Linked DNA regions of Homo sapiens: region 1 is linked to region 2. A link is an interaction called in ENCODE POLR2A ChIA-PET data of the cell type or tissue named here. Cell type or tissue: PC-9. All regions are shown on one strand.

What was found. Peaks named below come from ENCODE experiments on the same cell type or tissue, not always from the same donor. Only the 100,000 strongest peaks of a DNase experiment are listed, where the experiment ranks them.
Region 1: POLR2A ChIA-PET joins it to region 2 with 5 read pairs; 3 of 35 experiments call an interaction of 5 or more read pairs at or near these places.

What each region holds. Positions count from the first base shown.
Region 1 is chr10:71,432,838-71,435,337 of GRCh38, reverse strand. All of the region lies in intron 1 of CDH23 (cadherin related 23), which reads right to left. Among named protein-coding and RNA genes, the nearest start is that of CDH23, 37 kb to the right of the region's middle. In PC-9, no CTCF peak of the experiment used is centred here; a DNase peak (open chromatin) is centred at 1,097; H3K27ac peaks cover 349 bases.
Region 2 is chr10:71,653,795-71,656,294 of GRCh38, reverse strand. All of the region lies in intron 14 of CDH23 (cadherin related 23), which reads right to left. Among named protein-coding and RNA genes, the nearest start is that of C10orf105, 65 kb to the left of the region's middle. In PC-9, no CTCF peak of the experiment used is centred here; no DNase peak of the experiment used is centred here.

The sequences.
Region 1 (2,500 bases), 220 kb after region 2:
CAGGAGAGAGAAAATCCCAGGGCTCCCAGTTTTCAGGGTTCAAGCTACCCACACATCAGATTCATAATTCTAACATTTACTGAGTCTATGTTCTATGCCAGTCATTGTGATACACAATGCATTCTACATGCTGGGGCTCAGAGAGGCTAAACAACTTGCTCAAGGTCACACAGCTAATAAGTGTCAAGTCTGGATTTGAACTCCATTCTGATGGCCATCATGGCCAGGCTCCCAGCCTCAGCCCCAACCCTTGCTGAGCTCAGACATGTGACCCAGGGGAGGGTCCTGCAGAGGCGCCTGATAGGAAGTCTCTGGGCAAGACCCTGTGGCATCTACTCAGCGAGCCCAGTGAGAATTCCAACATGCTCACAGCCAAGGTATGCTGGGCCAGCAGGAGGTAAGCTGCACATGCCAAGAAGAAGGCAGATGGCTGGGGTGGTGGGTGGGCTTTTGTTTCATCTGCCCTCCCAGGCTGTTGGCATCTCACACGCATTGCTCCTAGAACCAGTAGCAATAGGAGAATGCATGCTCCATCAGGGGTGAGCAAGTCTCCCCCCTCCTCACCCGCTACTGCTTCCCTCCACCACCTTCCCCTCAAGGTTGACACCTTTGTCCCTGGCAGAAGCTGACTGCAAATTTCTCAGATTTAGAGCAGCAGCCCCGCCCACATTAACCACCTTCTCCTGTCATCACCCAGGAAGACCTGCTGCTCAGACCAGCTCTGGGCTGAGGGCTGGCTGGGGAGGCTCTGAGAGGTGGTTCAGTGACAGCATCCATGGAGTCACCCACATAGGAATCACCCCTGCCCCCCACCAAGTCAAATCAAAGTCTTATACCACAGAGAGCCAGTGAGCTGCAAGGTGAGGCTTCAGGCAGTGGGGGATCCAGCTGGGTCTGGCCACACTGCGCACATCTGCCCTGACATGCCCTACTGTGTGCTAGGCACTGTGCTAGAGCTTAAGGACACAGAAAGGAACAAGGTAAAGCCCGCACCCTGGGGGAGCTGAGACTGCCTGGGAGAGACCAACCCCAACAGAGCAGGTGAGTGAGTCATCCAGTGTTGGGAGTGAGGTGCCCTGGGAAAGAAGGAGCAGTGCAGGAACCAGCTGAGGGTCACTGGGGAGGTGACATATGAGCATGCACTCGCAGGAGAGTGGGCCATGTGGATATCTGGGAGGAATGCCTTCCAGGCAGAGGGAGCGGCCTGTGCAAAGGCCCTGAGGCAAGAGCATGCCTAGTGCGCTTGAGGAGCATGAGGAGGCCAGCGTGGCTGGAAGGGGTGCACAGCGGGAAGAGTTGCAGGAGATGAGGGCAGAGAGATCTCAGGGTCCATCATGGACACTTTGTAGGCCACTGATTGTGAGGAAACACGTGATATGAATAACCAGTTTTCAAGAAGCACCCTGGCTGCTGTGATGAGGACACACTGTAGGGGGCATGGGTGGGAGTGGCTAGACTGGTGTCCAGGCTCCTGCAGGGATGCAGGCAGGGATGATGAGCTCCAGGCAGGGGAGCGGTGTGGGATCTGGCAGATTCTGGGCATGTTTCAAAGTAGAGCTGAGAGGGTTTCCTGCTGGTGGGGATCTGGCTGTGCAAGAATGAATTGAGCCCAAGCACCTGGGAGGATGGCATTGCCATTAGCTAGGACAGGAGAGGCTGCAGGTGGAGCTGGCTGAGGGACAAGATCGGAAGTTCATTTGAGACATGGCGAGTCTGGCATGGCTGTTGACAACCAAGTAGCAACAGTGGGTCAGCAGCTGGACATGCTCAGCCAAGGTCCAGGATGGGCTGGAAGCAGAAGTGTGGGAGCCACCAGCAGGGAGGTGGTGCTTACCGCCACCAGAGGGGCAAGATCAGCAGGGCTCCCAAACCCCTGAGCTGAGGCAACTGGACAGAGAATCAGTCCGTCTTTGAAAATTGTCCAAAGAGCCTGAAAATGCATATACCCTGTGGCCCAGCAATTCCACCTCCTGAACCTCAGCTGAGGAAATTGCCATAGCTGTACGTGGACACCAAGCCACAGGGATGCCCACTGCTGCGTAACTTATGATAGATACCCAAAAGGGGACTGGCTCAACTGTGGGATGTCCCTAGGAAGCAACAGGGGATGGTGTTTGGATTCCTAGTGTGTGAATGTATGCAGGGGAGTGTGCGCATACAGCACTGTGGAGTGAAGCCAGGGTGTTGTGTGAGTGGTGAGGTTATGGGAAGTTTTATTGTCTTCTAGCTAGTTTCTGCATTCCGCCTATCTTCTGCAATAAGCATTCAACGTGTTGACATCAGTGGCCTCATTTATGGCCACCCTACCAAAATCTTGCCACAGCCTATGAACACATGGACAACCCTGATTAGACGTTCTCTCCCGCACTGTCCTGAGCCTCCCTGAAGGCCAGAGTCCCAGGTGCAAACACCAGGGGAGACTCTGGGAGCTGGGAGGGTCCTCGGCGGTCCTCTGGCTGACACCCCTCCCTGGGCTGCTACCAGACGTTTCTAGGGACAT
Region 2 (2,500 bases):
GGGTCAGCTCCCGCCCACCTGTCTACAGGGCCAGACTGAGAGGCAGGGCAGATTTCAGCGTTGACCTTGGACTCGTATGCCCTGATTAGGACTAGGAGGCCCAGGCGATCCTGGAAGCTGGTGGCCATTACACCTCCCTACCCTTGGCCTTGGTCCTGGGGCTGCGGTCTGCATCCCCAGGGATGCCTGATCTATGAAGGGCATTCAGAAGGCCTCCAGCCCATCTTCTCCTTGGACTGAGCAGGAAACTAAGGTCTGGAGAGAGTATGAGAATGGGACAGGGTCACACAGCAACTCAGTGGCCTGGAAGCCAGGCCTTGGGGTTCTCTGGCCAGCAGTCTTCTGCATATGCTTGTCACCCGAGGGGATGTTGGGGGAGCCTGGCACAGAGAGTGAAATGTGGGGTTATGAGGCTTCAGGCTTGGACAAACATCTCCGTTGCCGATGGGCTGGGTGGCCTTGTGTATGTAATTTACCATCTCTGTGCCTCATGTGTCCCCATGAGGCCTCTGCTAACCTTCTCCTGCCCACATTCCTTCCTCCAGCAACTGTCCTAGATACCCCAGACCACCCCAGACACCAAAGTAGGAGTCCAGCCTACTTTGTGTTGCATACACCATGGGTGGGGCCCCTGAGACAGAGAGAACCTGCTTGGGGAAGGTTTTCAGTGGCGTGGGGAAGGAACACTTGCCAGCGAGCCCTCATACAGGGGTGGGAACAGCCACAGACAGCAAGGCACACAGCATGCTGGGGCCCCAGAGAAGAGGCAGAGGAACTCGAGAGGTGACACATGCCAGTTACCAGGAAAAGTGGGCTTTTTAAGGCGGTGCTGCCAAGGAGGCTGGCCCTGAGGTTCAGCAGATTTTGATGGTCTCCAATAGGAAGGAGGGAGAGGCAGGTGAGTAGCAAGTAAAGACGCCGTGGCAAGAAAATGCTGAGGGTTGAGGGGTGTTGAGGATCTGAGTGGGCAGGAGAGAAGGGTGTGAGGGGTATGGGGGCAAGGGCTGGAATAGCAGCTCAAGGCCAGGCTGCAGAGGCCAACCCAGGTCTAGAAGGCTTGAATTCCACTGGCCAGGGAGTGCCTGGGACAGCAGGGATCACTGTCTTTTCACTTCCCAGTCACGGAGAGCTCGTCCCAGGCTGGAAAGGGGATTTGCAGGTTTCCCTTCTGCTCTCCTGCTTCCTTTTGTGCCCTCCAGGAGGAGGTGAGGGAAATTGTGGCATCATGGCACTGTGCTCATGCATGACTGCTCAGAAGTGGTATGGAAAAGTGACCTCTGAGTGTTTCTATGACATTTACGTGTGTGTAAATTCTTGGACGTTCTCTCCATTGACAGCTGGGGAGATCTACGTCCTCTCTCCTTGAATCTGGACTTGCCCTGGTGACTTAAAACCAACAGAATTCAGCAGAAATGATGCAGTGTGACTTGGAGGCTGGGTTGAAAAACGCCACGCAGCTTCTGTCTGGATCTCTTGGGACACTCCTCCCCCAGAGGCCTCCCTGGGGGTGCGCCTGCTCAGAACTCCCATGCTGGGAGATGTCCGGACACGTGGGGAGGCTACATGTGGGTGCTTGGGCCACAGTCCGGCTGCACTCACCCTTCAGCCAAATGAGCCAAGGGCACAGTCGTGGCAGGGTGAGAACACCATCAGAATGGATCCTCCGGGCCCTCTGTTTCCAGACTCCAGCTGGTCGAGTCACCTCAGATCCCAAGGAAAGAGAAGGCCTCCCTACCGCACCCTTTCTGTATTCCTGACCCACCAAATCCATGAGCCATTTGTATTAAAAACAGCTATTGCTTTATGCCACTAAGTTTGGGTGGTTTCTTATGCGGCAATAAGAACTGAAGCAAGCTCTGTGGGAACAGAAGGCCCCAGCACTTCAGCCTTTGCTGACTGTTGACTGAATGTAGGGATCGATGAAAACCGTGGAGAGCCACTGAGTTTATTTGGGCAGAGAATGATAAACTCCTGTGCCAGGGCAAGCCACGTAAGCTGCAGGGCCCAGAGTAACATGAGCACGCAGGGCCTCTGTTCAGAAATTATCAGAATTTCAAGATGGTGACAGCAGAGCATTCCACCAAGTTTGGGGCCCTTCCGAGTCCATGTCCCCAGACCACCGCACAGGTCGCACACCTGGCAGCAACTATCGTCTGCGTCCCTCCGAAGAGGCTTGGTTCTCACCTGCAAGCTTGTTTAACCTTTCTCTGTGTTCTGTTCCTTGAGGCTAGACTCAGTGTGTTGGCTTCCCGGGGTTGAGCACAGACAAAAACTCAACCAACGCACCAACTGAGAGGACCCAGAGTCTAGGGAAGTCACAGCCAAAGGCAGAAAATCTAGGAACCAAGAGACCCAAGCTTAAATACCAATGCTCTCTGAAGTTCCACCGACTCCCAGATAAGACACCTGCCATTTACCCAGTGCCTTCTAATACACAAAGTGCTTTAAATGCCCCGTCTCTCTTCATTGTGGGATAAGTATTATTATTATTCTCTCTACA